Regions from separate parts of the Homo sapiens genome. Here region 2 is linked to region 1. Evidence: chromatin contacts called from ENCODE Hi-C or POLR2A ChIA-PET data. All regions are on one chromosome and are shown on one strand. The core of a region is the stretch at or near the end of the contact, and the rest is flanking DNA. Distances in the headings are between cores, read along the strand shown.

Region 1 (4,672 bases), core at 472-2,971:
ATCTCTAAATGGTAGGGAGTGAAGTCTTCCTGGGGCATGTGATACAGGATGAGTAGAAGTTAGACAGGTGAAGGCAAGGGGAAAGTCATTCTAGGTAGAGGAAGGCAGCCTAGGCAAAGCATGCAGGTAAGACACAGCATGACAGGGAAAAACAGGTAATGAGGAGCTAATGAAGTTGAGGAGAAATTTTATTTAGACATATGGAAGAAATTCCAAATGATTGGTTGTCCAGTTGTGGCACTTTCTAGCTTTAGAAGCAGTGATCATCTCACACCTGGACATAACCAAGTAGTCATCCTTCATTAAGCAGAAGGCCTTGTTATTGAGCCATGCTGCCAGAAATTTAGGTGATATCAAATGATGTCTATACTGAAATCGATACCCTCAGGATTCTCTTAGACCCAGATTCCATAGAGCTCTGCTAAAAAGTCGTGTTTATGTAACAGTATTTATTCTCAGAACAGGGTTGGACGGCTTAGGAGCAGAAAGGCAGAATGTATCTTTGCGGATTTGGGTCATAGTGGGCTGTCAGGATTTAAATTGTGCAACATTGATTAATAATGGGCTGGTTTGTACATTCCTTGCAAGTCATCTTTAAAAGCCAATGACGTCATTTCAAATTAGGATTCTCAGAGATAATTTCTCTCTGTATTACACTGAAAATAATTTTGGAACTATCCTTAATGCCACTTAAAGCCTGAAATTGACCAGTAACTTAATTTGATAGAATATAAGGCGAACACCTCAACTATATTAAATTGTCCCATTTGGGTGGACACTCCTCGGGCACCCTGTTCCGCCCTACACACAGATAATCTGGGGGCGCTCGCGCACAGCTGTCATCGTAGCAGCAGAGGCCACTGTCAATACAGGTTGCCTGACTGATCGTCTGACCAAACCGGGCTAACCCGAGGGCGGTAAATAAGCTCTGGCCATGAAGCAATGACTCCGCAGGATTGCGCAGGGCAGTCACGGGCGTTCACTCCATTTTCTGTTCGTTGTGCTGAGGCCTTTCCACCATTAACTTACCCCAACTCCCCCGCATAGGGCAATACGACCCCTCCAAATATCAAACGCTAAGCATATTAAAATAACAAAATACCTCGCCGCTATTTTATCACCAGACCCTCCTCCCAGCGGGGAACGCAGAGTAGACAGAGAGGCAAGGGAGGGCAAGGCGATTGTGACAGCGCGGAGGGGTGAACACGGCCCAGCTGGGCATGAGGTAAGGTGGGGAGACTACCTGGACAGCAAGCGCGCAGGCGCAGCCGCGGCCGCAGGGCCCACTGGTCCCTTTCTAGTAATTTCGCTAACCGTGACGTCATCTCGGTGCGCCGTTACAGCGCTTAACTGGAAACTGCGATTTAGTTTTTGGTGAAAGGAGTGGAAAAAAACCATGAACTGACCTACCCCGCCCCATTTTGCTTTTAGTCCTTCACACTGGCTTCGCCTGCACTTTGGGCAATGGAGCGGGAAAGGAAAAGGCACGCAGGCTGAGCTCAAAGTCGCGCCAGCCGGGGATGACTCGGCGACGCCGCCAGGCGCGTTACCCGGCGTGCTCCGCGCGGCGCCGGCGAAGGGACGTGGGGGAAGGGGCAGGGAGGAGGAAGCGGTGGCTGCTGCGGATGTCGGTGTGAGCGAGCGGCGCCTGAACACACGGCGGCTGCCGAGCGCCTGACCCGGGCCTGCGCCAGAGCCTGCACCGAGCTCCGGGGCCCCACACCCGCTACGGTGGCCCTGCGCCCGTTGCTACTGAGGCGGCGTGCTCTGCATTCTTCGCTGTCCAGGCCTGCCGGCTCTGGTGTCTGCTGGCTCCTCCTTGCTCGCCTGCTCCCTCCTGCTTGCCTGAGTCACCGCCGCCGCCGCCGCCACAGCCATGGCCGAGAGTGGTGAAAGCGGCGGTCCTCCGGGCTCCCAGGATAGCGCCGCCGGAGCCGAAGGTGCTGGCGCCCCCGCGGCCGCTGCCTCCGCGGAGCCCAAAATCATGAAAGTCACCGTGAAGACCCCGAAGGAAAAGGAGGAATTCGCCGTGCCCGAGAATAGCTCCGTCCAGCAGGTGAGGCCGCCTGGGGCTCGGGCCGGGATGGGGGTGGCGGCAGGACCTCCGCCCGCCGCCCCAGGAGACCTTTTGGAAGGGCCTGGGAGAGGGGTCGTCCTCGGCCATTCTCCCGGGCGTCGTCCCAAATTAGATCACACCCAAGTTCGTGGGTTTGCGCCTTGGGACACCGCAATGGTTTGTGGCGTGGCGGCGCGGCCTGTTTGTGGGACGGGCTGATGCCGCTTTTCTCGGAGCCTTCCTTCTCTGGTATCCGCCGACCCTCAGCCTCCTCCCCCAGTTCCCCGCCCTCCGTCGCCTCCCCTCCAACTCCTCACAAAGGAAAGGGACCCACCGCCAGCCTCCGGGCGGGGTGGAGGCTGGGCGGGGGCGAGGGTTCGCTTTAGCTCAGGCTGCGGTTTTGTTTCATGAATTAAAAAGGGGTGGGTGGGATCCTCGTTGTTTTACGTGCCTGCTTGTTAAGGTGGGTTTTGGGGTGAGGTGCATGTGTATATTTAGTTCTGCATTTTAACTCCTGAAATCTTTCCCACCTTGCAACCTTTAAAAAAAAATTATGACGTAGAAACTGTTTTTAGCTCCATCTTAAGTAATAGTGATAGTACTAGGTTTAAGGAGAAAAGTGAATGACTTTCTTTCACTGATGACTTGCTCTTTCCCTTTTAGTATGTTTATCATCTCTTAGATGCCAATCATTGGGTAGGTTTTTGTTTGATTTTAGAGGGGCGATAGCGATGTTGATATTAGCGGTTGCAATCAAATAAAAGAAAATCGGAGTGAATGCAGAATATTACTTAAACTTGGTTCAGGAATACAAATCTTGCAGTTAATTAAGATTCTTGGTGGAATTTAACAAATAATTTTAGTGTATTGTTGAATACGTCGTGTTTTCCATAATTACTGACTTAATCTCTGAAGATCGCAAACAACGTGAACAGTTGGTGACAGGAAACAACAATTCCTGAAATGTACCTATCAGTTTCCCCAGGGACAGTAGGTGATTGGGGTATTGGTTTAACGAGTTCCAAAGGTAGTGTATTTTGTGAAGCAGTGAGGTGTGTAACATCAAATGAGAGAAACTTTTACCACCAACAGAATTATCACTTTTGTTTTTGTCTCCCAGTGCTTGTAAAAATTTTCCTTACCATTTTTGTATTTTCAAGCATGCGGAAAGTTGAAAGAATTGGGAAGTGGATACACATATGTCCATCATCTACAATTAGCATTTTACGGTATTATAATCGATTATCAAGTTCATTTAATTTTGGGGAGCAATTCAGAGTAAGTTGCACGTATCAGTAGATGACACCAGTACATGTCACTTCAGCATTGTGAACTTATTTGCCTAAGTTCAACTTCATTTTTTACGTTTTTTTGACGTAATTTTGGCAGCAGTGAAATGCATATGGTTGCCATTCCGTGAGTTTTCATAAATGCTTACACCTGTGTAGCCCAAGCTCTTATCAAGATATAGAACATTATAATTGACTAGAAAGTTTTTTCTTGCCTTTTCCCAGTCATTTCAGTCACTTGGCCTTTCCATCAACCACCCAGTTTTTTTTTTTTATGCCCTAAGTTACAGAGTTGCCTGTTTTAGAACTTAACATTAAATGGGATCCCATAGAGCCTATAGTACTGTGTGTATTTTTCTGGGTAAGGCTTTTTTTTCCCACTCAGCATAATGTTTTTGAGTTTCGTCTTTGTTGCGTGTATCAGTAGTTCCTTTCTTTTTATTAGTGTGTAGTTTTCCACTGTATGTGTATACCATAATTAATCTATTCACTGTTGAAGGTCACCTGGGCTGTTTGCAGTTAGTTACTATGAACAGTCTTATACAAGTCTTTTTGTGGTCTTACTCTTTTATCTTTCATGGTTATATACTTAGACTTGGTTTGAGTAGGTCATAGGGCAATTGTATGTTTCAGTTTTGTGAGAAACTATGTTTTAAAAAATGCTTCTGGGCCGGATGCGGTGGCTCACACCTGTAATCCCAGCACTTTGTGAGGCCGAGGCGGGTGGATTGCCTGAGGTTCGAGACCAGCCTGGCCAACGGGGTGAAACCCCGTCTCTACTAAAAATACAAAACTTAGCTGGGCGTGGTGGCAGGCACCTGTAATCCCAGCTACTGGGGAGGCTGAGGCTGAGGCAGGAGAATCATCGCTTGAACCTGGGAGAGGGAGGTTACAGTGAGCCGAGATTGCGACATTGCAGTCCAGCCTGGGCAACAAGAGTGAAACTCCGTTTCAAAAAAAAAAAGGAGTGCTGGCTTCAGCAGCACATATACTGAAAAATGCTTGTATCATTTTACCATCCCGCCAATGAAGATACATGGGAGTTCCTGTTGCTCCATATCCCTGCTAACATTTTGATATTGTCAGTCTCTGTAATTTTAGCTATTTTAGCGGGTGTGTAGCCATATTAAGTTTTAAAGCTCTCGGATCTCTTTTCTAGGATTCCTAATTCATGCCTCCACCATCCTGGGTGCTTTCAGCATTTTACTGCAAAAGATTAGAAATAATCAGTATTTTATAAATAGAAAAATTCCTTTCAGTCAATATATGATGTTATAGCTGTGAGGATGTTTTTGCTTTTTGTGATGTTAAAATTATAAATTCTGTG
Region 2 (4,216 bases), core at 1,399-3,898, 3.8 Mb before region 1:
ATTAGAATACAAAAAAACAGTTCTTCATATGCCCCGGGCAGTAATTACCATGGTGGCATTTACTCTTGCTTCTTCCTTCATAATACCTCATTTTCTCATTCGTCTTTTTAGGAATAAAACAGAAGCTACTGACAACACGTACTAGTGACTACTTCCATTCCTCTAAATAATAATTTTCCCATGCAATTGTTTAATCATATTGATATGGAACTCGCCTAGCTTTTAGTTAGCCGGTAATTTGTTAACAGTGTGCTCTTGCATGACTGCATATTTGTTCTTAACGATAAGCTTTAAAGTGCTTCTGGCTGCAGTGGCTTACGCCTGTAATCCCAGCACTTTGGGAGGCCAAGGCAGGCAGATCACCTGAGGTCGGGAGTTCGAGACCAGCCTGACCAACATGGAGAAACCCTGTCTCTACTAAAAATACAAAATTAGCTGGGCGTGGTGGCGCATGCCTGTAATCCCAGCTACTCGGGAGGCTGAGGCAGGAAAATTGCTTGAACCCGGGAGGCAGAGGTTGCAGTGAGCCGAGATCACACCATTGCACTCCAGCCTGGGTAACAAGAGCGAAACTCCATCTCAAAAAAAAAAAAAATAACTAAATAAAATAAAGTGCTTCATGATAAATAAATTTCACTTTGTTTTTTCTGTTGTTGTTTGTGTTACTAATACTTCTTGAGGAAGTATATCAGATAGCCCCAGGGTGTCATTCTCATCTAGTCCTTGTGTCTGTGACAGAGAAGGAAAAGAGAGAAGGCAAAAGGGAGGGCAGATATGTTGCTTAAGAGGTCAAGACAAGGCTTAGCTGGGACCTAATTGTCTGACTTAATGTCTGCTTAAGAACGTGCTGTATTATGGAAATGCCCTAACGGGACAGCTAGATCAGGAACTGGGTTTTCTGGGACCATGAGGTTTAGAAATAAGGAACTTCCTTTGCTGACAAAAAGGGATGTTATGTAAACCCCCAAGTCCTTAAGTCATAATACTGAGGCTGCCCTTGAGGGCAGGGTGATGAGACCCTGGTGCACACCCACACAGCTTTCCCCACTTCTTTGCTCAGGACTCTTCAGAGGTCCCTGCAGGGTTCCTCCATGGTTCTAGAAAGTTCCTTGGCACTAAGAACCCTCTCCAGAGATCAAGGGGCCTCTACAACTGATACCATCATTAGATTCTCACTGTAGATTGTGGCAGAGAACTTGCCACCAGAAGGGCTTCCCTTTAATGACCTCCAGGAGAACTGGCTGAAGCCAAGGGCAGAAGCCCTGACACTCTCAGACCTCCGGTGGGGGTGGGGGAAATGGCTACACGGCCTGGGTGGGAGACAGCATCAGCTTCCTCCCTCCCGCCAGAGCAGTCAGGCCGAGGCCAGCTGATGGCACTTTGCTCATTTGGGTCCAGGTTGCCATGGAGATCAGCGATCTCCCTAGATGCCTCCTGACTATAGGAGCAACTAGCGCATTACTGCCGAGGGATCTACATGAGCGCCCTAAGTCCTACTGTGGAGAGGGCCTTCCTGTGGAAGGCTCCTAAGGGTGGTCCCATCCATCTTCTGGCTTGAGTCAAAGACAGAGTTCCAGCATAGTCACTGTTATGTCCGGAGGTAAAAATTCTTTAAACTGAATTTCCTAGATGAAGTAAAGACTTTTTTTTTTTTTAGTATTACATTTTATTTTTACTGCTTCTTCCAGTATTGCACAATCCCATAATTATTGCTATTCAGCTAAAAACATGCCTCGAGGCATTGCAGAAGATGAGAATAATAATTTTAAAAACTGGAGTCAGCAACACGAACTCTTGAAAGCACTAGTATAAAAGCATTCAAGAAATAACTTCCTCTGGCTTCCTTGGACTTGTTTAAGAGATTACTAATGGCAAAATCAAGTGGAAATTTTAATGGATCAGTAGGTCTTTATGAACTATAAGTTCCCCAGATGAAAATCAAAATGCTGCTCGTGATGTATGCCTTAGAACAGGATTGCTGACCTAAGGTCTGGGAACCTGCTAAGGCTGTGGGCTTATGCACTGAGTATTTGAGAGCATTTTTCTGAAAAGGGGAGCACATAGCTCTCAACTACTCTCCAAGGGGGTCCCCCAAATGTTAAATTTAGAGTTTGCTTAGTTGACAGCAGAGTTTCCCGATCGGGTTCCCTTTTGTTGTTCTAGTGAACAGGTAAAAACTCAGTGAAAGGCAGACTGGGAATGTTCTCCTGCCTCCCTTTCTGCCCACAAGCCACATGTCTCATCCTTTTTCTTCCGCTTCCTCTCCTTATTGCCCTCATCTGTGGAATATTGAAAATAAATATTGAGGCCGGGCATGGTGGCTCACGCCTGTAATCCCAGCACTTTGGGAGGCCCAGGCGGGCGGATCACTTGATGTCAGGAGGTCGAGACCAGCCTGGCTAACAGGGCAAAACCCCGTCTCTATTAAAAATACAAAAATTAGCCGGGCATGGTGGCACACACCTGTGATCCCAGCTACTCGGGAGGCTGAGGCAGGAGAATCACTTAAACCTGGGAGGTGGAGGTTGCAGTGAGCCGAGATCGCACCACTGCACACCCGCCTGGGCAACAGACCGAGACTCCATCTCAAAAAAAAAAAAAAAAAGAAAAGAAAAGAAAAAGAAAATAAATATTGAGCACCCTAAGCACCAGACATAGTGCTCAGGGCTTGGGATACAGGGACAAACAAGACACAGCCCATGTCCTTAAGGAGCGGAGAATCGGATAAAAGAAAAGATCCCATGAATGGTTAACTGAATGCACATATTAATTATCAAGAAGCATATGCACAGGATGATGGCAAAGGCAGAAAGACTGCTGTGTAGATACCAAATATTTCCAATCACCCAACCCCCCCCACATGACAGACACAAGTCAAGGAAAAAAATACTCAGGTCTGATGAGTGAGATTTTGCTTGGTTTACTGCCTAGCTGGCCAGCTGGAACTTAAATATCAACAATATCAGGACCAGAACAATGTGTCTTCTCAAAAGTAGATTTAAATTCAGAGACAGAAAGTAGAAAGGTAATTGCCAGGGGCTAGGAGGAGAAGGAAATGTAGTTAGTATTTAATGGATACACAGTTTCAGCTTGGGATGACGAAAAAGTTCTGGAGATAAACGTTAGTGAGGGCTGCAACACAACGTGAATGTTCTTACTGCCACTGAACTGTGCACTTAAAAATGGTTCAAATGGTAAATATAGCCAGGCTCAATGGCTCACACCTGTAATCCTGACACTTCGGGAAGCTGTGTGGGAGAATCGCTTGAGGCCTGGAGTTCTAGAACAGCCTGAGCAACGCAGAGACCCCATCTCTACTAGAAATCTTAAAAAAAAAAAAAAATTAACGGGGTACAGTGGGGCATGTCTATAGTCCTAGCTACTTGGGAGGCTGAGGCAGGAGGATCACCTAAGCCCAGAAGCTGGAGGTTGCAGTGAGCTATGATTGTACCACTGCACACCAGCCTGGGTGACAGAGCAAGACCTTGTCTCCAAAAAAAAAGAGGTACATTTTAAAGCACGTGCATTATACAACAATAAAATTATTTTAATTGATTTTTTTTCTGTCTGTACTTGATAAAAAGAGATGCCACAACTGCCTATGTCTGCCCAGGTGCTAGAGAAAATTAGTGTGTGGGCCACAAGTTTCACAGCTCTAATGTACATTAGGTTCTTCCATATTTTCCAGAAAGTGGTGCCCCGTCACTGTTCAAGCTGGCACACTCCTTCCAGCTGCAGATATCCCTCCTTCCAGCTGCAGATATCCCTCCCTTGTCCTCTTTAAGATGGGGTCAGCGGGGTTGGGACTGAAGTCCTAGGTACAGAAAGCCCTGGGCTGTAATGATCTAGGCAGACCAAGCCTCACACTCCCTCCTGAGGACTTCCTGCCAAGCAGTATCCCCTCCCTACTTGCTGGCCTTGCCAGGCTCTGGGCTCCCTACTGGCTCCTGGAAGCTGTGGGACCCCAGGCAGGGCCCTGCCTGGGCTGAGAGGCACAGTCTCATGTTTCCAACACCAGCAGCCTGAAAGGTGAGCCAGCCTCGCGAGGCCTGCTGGCTGGTTTAGAACTTGATCTTGGTTATCACAGGGACTCCTCACCCTCCAAGCCCCTCTGGCTTACTGGCAGCTGAGATTATTCTAGAGTGTAGTTGTTGATCTAGATTCCGGCTGCCCACGGAGGCATCTGAGACTCACATCTGCTGCAGGCTAGACTTTC

What was found. A loop is a pair of places that touch in the nucleus more often than their neighbours do. ChIA-PET counts read pairs that join two places held with the same protein, here RNA polymerase II (POLR2A). Pooled maps may share reads with other maps.
Region 2: a pooled map shows a loop between it and region 1 (3-fold over the local background). The contact joins the promoter of DAPK1-IT1 here to the promoter of UBQLN1-AS1 in region 1. A Hi-C loop is called at or near these places in 1 of 168 maps with a recorded cell type or tissue (OCI-LY7) and 2 of 50 pooled maps. POLR2A ChIA-PET finds 5 or more read pairs at or near these places in 1 of 52 experiments (OCI-LY7).

What each region holds. Positions count from the first base shown.
Region 1 is chr9:83,704,884-83,709,555 of GRCh38, reverse strand. It overlaps UBQLN1-AS1 (UBQLN1 antisense RNA 1), which reads right to left and starts at 1,721. Exons shown (of 2, transcript NR_135839.1): 1 at 1,244-1,721. It overlaps UBQLN1 (ubiquilin 1), which reads left to right and starts at 1,598. Exons shown (of 11, transcript NM_013438.5): 1 at 1,598-2,056. The coding sequence starts at 1,877. RefSeq lists enhancers at 796-1,684, 1,848-1,917, 1,685-2,575.
Region 2 is chr9:87,551,886-87,556,101 of GRCh38, reverse strand. It overlaps DAPK1-IT1 (DAPK1 intronic transcript 1), which reads right to left and starts at 2,648. Exons shown (of 2, transcript NR_146781.1): 1 at 2,512-2,648; 2 at 1,643-2,207. The region is part of intron 2 of DAPK1 (death associated protein kinase 1); the gene reads right to left. RefSeq lists an enhancer at 99-268.